Linked DNA regions of Homo sapiens: region 2 is linked to region 1. Evidence: chromatin contacts called from ENCODE Hi-C or POLR2A ChIA-PET data. All regions are on one chromosome and are shown on one strand. Each heading gives the region's core, a stretch centred on a gene start or an enhancer-like site at or near the end of the contact. The rest is flanking DNA. Distances are from core to core; before and after follow the strand shown.

Evidence for each region. A loop is a pair of places that touch in the nucleus more often than their neighbours do. ChIA-PET counts read pairs that join two places held with the same protein, here RNA polymerase II (POLR2A). Pooled maps may share reads with other maps.
Region 2: a pooled map shows a loop between it and region 1 (5-fold over the local background). The contact joins the promoter of SPTBN1-AS2 here to the enhancer-like site in region 1. A Hi-C loop is called at or near these places in 7 of 50 pooled maps. POLR2A ChIA-PET finds 5 or more read pairs at or near these places in 2 of 52 experiments (Caco-2 and SK-N-SH).

The regions. Positions count from the first base shown.
Region 1 is chr2:53,992,910-53,997,834 of GRCh38, reverse strand. It overlaps a transcript of ACYP2 not described here. Among named protein-coding and RNA genes, the nearest start is that of PSME4, 24 kb to the right of the region's middle. Within about 2 kb of position 2,939, at least 5 of the 41 ENCODE cell types and tissues checked have a DNase peak (open chromatin) inside an H3K27ac peak, as active enhancers do.
Region 2 is chr2:54,677,787-54,682,758 of GRCh38, reverse strand. SPTBN1-AS2 (SPTBN1 antisense RNA 2) reads left to right here and starts at 2,714. Exons shown (of 3, transcript NR_186176.1): 1 at 2,714-2,935. It overlaps LOC105374653 (a long non-coding RNA gene), which reads right to left. Exons shown (of 3, transcript XR_940104.2): 2 at 1,004-1,203.

The DNA of each region.
Region 1 (4,925 bases), core at 1,690-4,189:
CCAATGTATTTTCCTATATTACCCTGACATTTTAACTCACTTTATTTTATTTTATTTTTTGCAATTCTGTAGTGGCTTCTTAATCTATTCCCCATCTATCTCTTAATTCAGTCATGGAGTAGTTGCTAAGTATAAACACTGTGCTCCTATTACACCAAAGGAAATGACATAGAGCTGAAAAAGAGATATGTCCTCATTAAAACTTGAGTACTAAAAGAAGGAAAAATATGGCCGGGTGCGGTGGCTCATACCTATAGTCTCAGCACTTTGGGAGGCCGAGGAGAGTGGATCACCTGAGGTCAGGAGTTCGAGATCAGCCTGACCAACATGGTGAAACCCTCTCTCTACTAAAAATACAAAAATTAGCCGGGCTTGGTGGTGCATGCCTATAGTCCCAGCTACTCAGTAGGCTGAGGCATGAGAATCACTTGAAGCCGGAAGGCAGAGGTTGTAGTGAGCTGAGATTGCACCACTGCACTCCAGCCTGGGCAGCAGAACAAAACTCTGTCTCAAAAAACAATAATAATAATTTTAAAAAGAAGGAAAAATATGAACAAGGGCGAGACATATTGATATACTTCTGAGGAAGGGTCAATACTATACTGTACTATAGTATACCTACCATACTTTCTATAGGAGAGTAAATGTAATCCTTCAAAGATAGGTTTGGTTTTGATAGGTAGATAGAAGAGAGAATGGTTTGTCAAATGGGGTAGAAGGTATTATGTGAGCAACAAGAGATCTGTAAATACAAACGAATATTGGGGAGATAGTGAATAGGTTCCACATATGTTGACCACAGAGGACACAAAGTTATATAAAAACAGAATGGTAGATTGGGGCTAGTCGTGTGTCAGCCTTGAGTATCAGCCTAAATAGTCTGGGCTTTATTTTGTACATAATAGGGAGACGCAACATTTTTGAGCAAAAGACTGACAAGGTAAAAATGATCTTTTAGAAAGATTAATCTGCTAAAAGTATTTAATACAGAGATGAGGGAATGGTCAAAGAAGAAGAATTAGGAGACAGTGCAACAGTCTGTGCTCTGTACTTGTGAAGCATAGATCTGAAATGCATGAGGAGAGCAATATTAGCAAAAGGGGCACAGCTGATGTAGCAGGCATGAAAGTACATTGCTTGGATCTCCTTTTAGCTGAAAGAATACACTTAGCTAATGGCCATCAGCTGCAGCACCTTTGGAATCTACCACAGCAAGCTGAGGTTATGATCTTCCCAGGCAGCCCATACCAGTGGCTGATCATGGCAGCATTAACAGGACCAGTTCTACCCATTGCAAAACTTCTCTTAACAGGCAATCTTTGCTCTTCATCTCCCCATTAAGTAGGCTGAGACTTTGCTCAATATATATCAAAGTCTCAGGCTCTCCTGGCCCAATCCTCTTTACTCCCCTCTTTCCTTTCACAGATATCAGATCAGCATCCAGATCTGAAGGCTTTCTTTACCCAATCCTCCATCCTCCTTTTTTATCTCTCATAGGTGTACATCCCCATCACCATTCCACCCCCTACACTTCTTGCACTTCCAACTTTATTTCAGTGTCTGCTTCCTGAAGGACCCAAAACTACACAACTCTAAATAGAAAAGCTGGATGTATCTATCAAGGAATCTTATTCTCTTAGAACCAACTATGCCTAGAATAGCCGTTTGTACATTGTGAGTCTTTTTTTTTTTGGGTGGTGGGGACAGAGTTTCGCTCTTGTTGCCCGGGCTGGAGTGCAGTGGCACAATCTAGGCTGACTGCCATCTCCACCTCCCAGGTTCAAGCAATTCTCCTGCCTCAGCCTCCCATGTAGCTGGGATTACAGACATCCACCACCAAGCCCAGCTAATTTTTTGTAATTTTGGTAGACACAGGGTTTCACCACGTTGGCCAGGCTGGTGTCAAACTCCTGATTTCAGGTGATCCGCCCGCCTCGGCCTCCCCACGTGCTGGGATTATAGGCGTGAACGACCGTGCCCAGCCCATTGTGGGTCTTTAGTGTTAAATATAAAAACGCTTTGGAAATATGTGGGAAGTTACACCCTACAAAATTTACATAAGTAAAAAATTAATAGTATTGAGGCCAGGCGAGCTGGCTCACACCTGTAATCTTAGCACTTTGGGAGGCCGAGGCAGACAGATCACTTGAGGTCAGGAGTTTGAGACCAGCCTGGCCAACATGATGAAACCTTGTCTCTACTAAAAATAAAAAAATTAGCTGGAAATCCCTGGAACCCAGGAGGCGGAGGTTGCAGTGAGCTGAGATCATGCCACTACATTCCAGCCTGGGCAACAGAAAGAGACTCTGTCTCAAAAATAAATAAATAAATAAATAAATAAATAAAAAATAAATAAATAAATAAAAAATAATAGCATTGAATTAATTGTGTCTAGAATTAAAGAAGATATTTTAAGTTTAATTATTTCATGCACTAGAAAATGAAGAAATGTGATGATTTATGCATTGAGAAAAACACCAAGGTCACTGTAGATATGGATGTTTTATACATGCTGAAATCTTTTCTCTGATGTAACTTGAGATTAAAGAAGAGACTAAAGTAGCTATTTGGACATTTCTCTATTTAGAGGAACCAATTTTTTTTCTCAAACAGATATCTTCATCTCACAACTGAAAGTCATAATGGGATAGATGGGCAGGACAGAGCAGTTCTCTGAGAGAAGAGCTGCAGCTAGAGTTTAGCAACTATGAGAGACAGAACATGCACTAAAGATACGACCTTCAGATAACAAAGATTCTTAAAATTTCTTTTGAATATTCTTTATGTCTTCTTTTCATGAGACACTGACGCAAAAACAGAAAGACACTCTTGTCATAGCGGTGTTGAAAACATATATATAAAGAACTGTCACATGGTATACCAACTCAAATTCAGAATATAACGGAAACGCTACATGACAGACCATCTTACACTATCAGCCCAACATAACCACTCTTCCTGTTTTGTTTGATGGGGGAAGTTATAATGTAATGCCAGAGGTATATTTTATGTGTGTGTATTAGGCTGTGGAAGATTGGTTGACTGGCTTTTGGTCACTGAGTTTCAGATATTCAGTTCTAGAATAATTTGGGAATAAAATTGCTATCCTATAGTAGTTTTGAGCTATTAAGAACTATTTGGTTGAAGGTCTGATATCTTATTCCATTTTTAACTGCTACTCAACACAAGATTTTCCTTTTGAAGTAGGTCTTGGTAGAGGTTGAAGCATTTCCACGATATAATTTCGAATTATTGCCTCTCATAGTCCACCCCAGCATGACCTCTTTCCTGCCAGTTTCCTCTTTTTTTTTTTTTTTTTTCTGAGTCTTACTCTGTCACCCAGGCTGGAGGGCAGTGGTGCAATCTTGGTTCTCTGCAACCTCCACCTCCTGGGTTCAAGTGATTCTCCTGCCTCAGCCTCCCGAGTAGCTGGGACTACAGGCACGTGCCACCATGCCTGGCTAATATTTTGTTTTTTTTCGTTTTTTTTTTTTTTTTTTTTTTTGAGACGGAGTCTTGCTCTGTTACCCAGGCTAGAGTGCAGGGGCGCGATCTCTGCTCACTGCAAGCTCCGCCTCCTGGGTTCAGGCCATTCTCCTGCCTCAGCCTTCCGAGTAGCTGGGGCTACAGGCGCCTGCCACCACGCCCAGCTAATTTTTTGTATTTTTAGTAGAGAAGGGTTTTCACCGTGTTAGCCAGGATGGTCTCGATCTCCTGACCTCGGGATCCGCCCGCCTTGGACTCCCAAAGTGCTGGGATTACAGGCGTGAGCCACTACGCCCAGCCGCCTGGCTAATATTTTGTACGATTTTTAGTAGAGACGGGGTTTCACTGTGTTAGCCAGGATGGTCTCAACTTCTTGACCTGGTGATCCACCCTCCTCGGCCTCCCAAAGCGCTGGGATTACAGGCGTGAACCACCGTGCCTGGCCCAGTTTCCTATATTATACATCCTCTTTCCCAAATTATTTTCTTCCTTACTTTACAAATTCTCAACTTTCTACTTTTTTTCTCTGAACTTCCACGTCTTTTCCACAACCCTCTACTCCCAACTGAGGGTGTTGCCTACTTCTCCGGGAAAATAGAGACTACCAGAAATAGCTTATCTTTTGATTCCCAAATCTTTTTTTTTTTCATCCTTTTTTTTCCCTCACTCTGTCGCTCAGGCTGGAGTGCAGTGGCATGATCTTGGCTTACTGCATCCTCTGCCTCCCAGGTTCAAGCGATTCTTGTGCCTCAGCCTCCCGAGGAGCTGAGACTACAGATGCCCACCACCACACCCAGCTAATTTTGTATTTTTAGTAGAGATGGGGTTTCGCCACGTTGGCTAGGTTGGTCTGGAACTCCTGACCTCAGGTGATCTGCCCACCAGAGCGCTGGGATTACAGGCTTGAACCACCACGCCCGGCCTGATTCCCAAATCTATGATTCAATCTGCACCTGTACTTTTTTTTTCTTCCTTCCAGTTTCAACAGTGGGAGTGTCCCTCCTTCCTTCATTTCACTCCTGCCCTTTGGATCTAATCCTTCCTTCTCCACACCATCATCTCTCTCTTTCTAATAACTTCTGATTTCTGATCCCAAAGATGGGCTAGCATCTCTCATCTGAGAAAGCGAAACAAAGCAAAAACCTTTTCTTGTCAACCTCTGTCGCCCATGCTGAAGTGCAGTGGTGCCATCTCGGCTCACCGCAACCTCTGCCTCCTGGGTTCAAGCGATTCTCGTGCCTCAGCCTGCCAAGTATCTGGGACTATAAGCATGTGCCACCACACCTGGCTAATTTTTGTATTTTGGGTAGAAACAGGGTTTCACCATGTTGGTCAGGCTGGTCTCGAACTCCTGGATTCAAGTGATCCGTCTGCCTTGACCTCCCAAAGTGCTGGGATTACAGGTGTGAGTGAGCCACCATGGCTGGCCATAAAACCTT
Region 2 (4,972 bases), core at 1,465-3,964, 690 kb before region 1:
TCCTCAATGAAAATCAGTTATTAATATTTTAATATAGGAAAACAGGGCCAGGCGCAGTGGCTCATGGCTGTAATCCCAGCACTTTGGGAGGCCGAGGCAGGTGGATCACCTGAGGTCAGGAGTTCGAGACCAGCCTGGCCAAAATGGTGAAACCCCATCTCTACTAAAAATACAAAAATTAGTTGGGTGTGGTGGTGTGCACCTATAGTCGCAGTTACTCAGGAGGCTGAGACAGAAGAATCGTTTGAACTTGGGAGGCGGAGCTTGCAGTGAGCTGAGATCATGCCATTGCACTCCAACCTGGGCGACAGAGCGAGACTCCATCTCAAAAAAAAAAAAAAAAAAAAGGAAAAGAGGTCAAATGGAGATTGTTTACTAAATAGTATTAGGTAAATAGTATTAGGATAACCGGCTAGAGATCAGGGAAAACAATTGGTAGAGGTACCCCTTATAAAAGACATCAAAACAAATTTCAGAAGAATTTATTTAAATTTAAACATGGTATTAAAAAGCACAAAATAAATGTGTTATCAGATCTGTGAAAGAAGATTCATGTCCTCAGTTTTGAAGAAATAAAACCACAAGGAAATGAACAGACCTTAATACTGAAACATAAATTTCATACAAAAACAAAACAGCAGACTGAGGGAAATATTTCATTTGGTGTAATTGATAAAAGGTAAAAATCTGGAGAAAACATTTCAATTTATAAGCAAATCATAGTGATGCCAATAAATAAGCAGACTAAGGATGTTGCAGTGGATAGCTTCATTGTTTTTTTGTTTTTGGCAACTGTGGTAGGCAGAATAATGGTCTCCCAAAGATGTCCACATCCTAATCCACAGAAACTACAAATATGTTTAACATTACATGGCAAAGGGGGATTAAAGTTGCTAATCAGCTGACCTTAAAATAGGGATTGTATTAGTCTGCTTTCACACTGCTATAAAGATGCTACTCGAGACTGGGTTATTTATAAAGGAAAGAGGTTTAATTGACTTACAGTTCTGCATGGCTGGTGAGGCCTCAGGAAACTTACAGTCATGGTGGAAGGGGAAGCAGGCACATTTTTCACAAGTCAGCAGGAGAGTGGAGCAAGGAGGAACTTCCAAACACTTACAAAACCATCAGATTTCCTGAGAACTCAATGACCACAGCATGGGAGAAACCGCCCCCATGGTCCAACGGTCTCCCTCCCTCGACCTGTGCGGATTACAAATCAAAACGAGATTTGAGTGGGGACACAGAGGCAAACCATATCAGGGAGAGTATCCTGGATTACACAGGTGGGCCCAATATAATCACAAGGGTCCTTGAAAGTAGATGAAGGAGGCAGAGGATGGCAACAGTGATGCAGTGTGAGAAAGACTTGATCACTATTGCTGGCTTTGAATATGGGGAAGGGGTCATGAGCCAAGGAATGTGGGCAGCTTCTAAATGTTGCAAACAGCAAGGAATTGAAATTTCCTCTAGAGCATCCCAAAAGGAAAAGAGCCCTGCCAACACCTTGATTTTAATGCAGTGAGTTTTTGTGTCAGACTTCTTACTTATGGAAGAACTGTAAGATAATAAATTTATGTTGTTTGAAGCCACTAAGTTTGTGGTAATTTGGTATAGCAGCAAAGGGAAATTCACACAGCCAGCTACTTTTTAAACGCTGTTCCTGTGTTTGCAGAATCTGTAACCTCAAGGGGCAGAACCTTCCTTCTGCAGAATATGAGGTCTTTTCCCAGCTGCACTTGCAGCAAGGGCACAGATCCATGGCCAGTATCTGTCAATTGTACACCTGCATGATTTTGAATTAGAGGCTGGTCATGTGCAGAGGGGAGCCTGGCAGAATCTGTTCTGTGAGGGCAGTGGCAGGGACAGCTGTCACTGCAGCAGCGTGTTGCTGTCAAAGACAGCAATTCCCACAGCAGGGTTTGCGCACAGTATGGTGTCATGGTGGGCACCTGGCAGTGTCAGAGTCCAGTGACGAGTTCCAGGAGCCTGCCCTAGGCTGGACTTTGGACATTTTTCCTGGCTGTATAAGCCCTAAGCCTGGTGCCCTTGTCCTCCTGGAGATTCTGGGAGCCTTAATAAGTTCCTTTTCTGCTAAATTAGCCAGAGTTGGTTTTTGTGGCTTGTGATTCAGAACCCTCAGTAAATCAGATATGAATGAACAATTCAATTCACTCAAAAAGAAAGTGGTGACACATCCCTGTAGTCCCAGCTCTCAGGAGGATCGATTGAGCCTGGGAGGTCGAGGCTGCAGTGAGCCGTGATCATGCCACTATACCCCAGGTTGGGTGACAGATAAGACCCCATCTCAACAAAAAGGAAAAAAAAAAGCAAGAAGAAAGAAGAAAAAGAAAGAAAGGAAGGAAGGAAGGAAGAAAGGAAGGAAGGAAAGAAAGAAAGAAAGAAAGAAAGAAAGAAAGAAAGAAAGAAAGAAAGAAAGAAAGAAAGAGAAAAAAGAAAGATGACAAAAACAGGAGAAAAAGTTGACCCTAGCTAGCAGTCAAAGAAACTCACAGCTTGAGGTGCCATATGATAGTTACTAAAAACAAAAACAATTGTTTCTGTAGCACAACAACGAGAACAGTTCCTCAGATAATGTCATTTCATTCAACTTTTTTTTTTTTTTTTTAATGATGAGAAAAAAATTGATTCTCTGCCAGGGCCACTGTCTGTGTGGTTTGCATGCTCTCCCCACGTCCACAGGGGTTTTGCTCTGGATGCTCTGGTTTTCTCCCACCCCTCAAAGAGGTGCATGTTCAGTTCACCGGCATGTCTACATGGTCCTGGTGTGAGTGTGGGGTGTGTGTGAGTGTGCCCTGCGATGTGACAGTGTCCTGTTCAGGGCTGGTTCTTACTTTAAGCCCTGAGCTGCTGGAATGAGCTACAGCAACCGGAGACTGGAGACTCCGGCAACCTAGAGAACTGTTATTATTGAGTAAGTTATCTTACTTGCTTTTATTTATCTTTCTTAAATGTATGTATAGCTCATATTTATTTCAGTGGTTAATATCAGAAGTGTTTTTTTTTTTTGAGACGGAGTCTCACTCTGTTGCCCAGGCTGGAGTGCAGTGGTGCAATCTTGGCTCACTGCAACCTCTGCCTCCCAGGTTCTAGTGTTTCTCCTGCTTCAGCCTCCTGAGTAGCTGGGACTACAGGCATGCGCCACCATGCCCGGCTAATTTTTGTATTTTTAGTAGAGACGGGGTTTCACCATGTTGGTCAGGCTGGTCTTGAACTCCTGACCTTATGATCCACTCGCCTCGGCCTCCCAAAGTGCTGGGATAACAGTCATGAGCCACCGCGCCCGGCCTTTGGTTTTTATTTAGAATTTTGATGTGTTTGTGACTAGAAATAAACCATAGGAATATTAATTTGCTTGTGGTAAAATTGGTGTTACTTACTTTCAGATTGCAAGAACATATTGACAACCTTAAGTGAGGACTGACTGTACCTTTGTTTATAGCTAGTAACTAAATGGATACACTGTTTGGAAAGTAATTTGGAAAGGAGTAATAGGAATATTTAGCAAAAATCTGTAAACGTGTCCTTAGCTTCTGACCTGGCAATTGCCAAGAAGCTTGGGAGGGTGTTTGGTAAGATAAAAATTATTTGTGTGCTTGTGTTTGAAAATTATTGATGTGGGCTTACAGTGTGTTAAACTAGGGGTGATAAAATTTGCATTAGGACCCCAGAAGCTTTTAGAGAGCAAAGAGATTAGAACCTATATTCAGTTTCCTGAAATGTAAAGTGACTGAAGCTGTCAGAGCGGCTGAGATCAAGGCTCTCTCTGAGGCTGGGCAGGAGAATGACTCCCCTGGGAGAACATTTCCACAAGGGGAAAGTGGTTAGTAGATGCGTACCCTGCACCAAGGCACGTGATTAAAGGGGAATATGGTCTGTGCAGTAGCCATACCAGGGGGCAGTTTATGCCCCCAGAAAACTGCTCTCAAAAAGAACCAAGAGCTGTAATTTTGGGAACACAAGCCTCTTTGGTGGAGAATGGTGTTATTGCTAAATGCTCAGCATCTGGGGAGCATTTTAATGCCTGATGCTGCATCAACTTGTGGAAAACTACCAATAGTCCTTGAAATAAGCATCACAAAGTCTTGTAGAAACACAGCAAAATGTTTATGATGCATATGTAAGTAAAAATTGTATGCAGAATAGGTACTTGTGATGTTTAACTATGTAGGATTTGAGGCATGTGGGCCAGTGGGTTGTTAGAGTTAAAAAAAAAAGGAAGAATGCTTTTTTTTTTTTTGAGACAGAGTCTCTCTCTGTTGCCCAGGCAGGAGTACATGGGCATGATCTCAGCTCACTGCAACCTCCACCTCCCAAGTTCAAGTGATTCTCGTGCCTCAGCCACCCAAGTAGCTGGTATTACAGGCGTGCACCACCAGGCCTAGCTAATTTTTTTTTTAAGTAGAGATGGTGTTGTGCCATTTTGGCCAGGCTGGTCTTGAACTGCTGACCTCAAGTGGTCTGTCCGCCTTGGCCTCCCAAACTGTTGGGATTACAGGTGTGAGCTACCACACCTGGCCCAAGAATGCTTTTATCATACTGTCTTTCCTGTTCAAAATATTGCATCTCTTACCAACATGTTTCACTAAAAAAACATGAGGTCACCAAATGCCTATTTAAGGAACTGAATTTTTATTTTTAAAAATAAAGTCCCCCAAGTGATGCTACTCATCTGTTTCTTTGGGGAATCCCAGATGCCTGAGTTAATGGTCAGAACATCATTTGGCTGGGAAACAATCCATATAGGTGCAACTGTCCCTGGGTGCGTGGCCCCGTGATTGGGTGCAGCTCCCTCTCAGTCAGTTCTCACTGTCTTATCAAGACTCCATCTCTGAAATCTTGAAATGCATCTTGAAATGCAAGGATCCTTAATCCATTTATTCCTTTGACAAACAGAAAATGAGCCCTTCTGTCTGTTCACGCTTCCCCTCTTTCCTCTTCTGAGAAATGG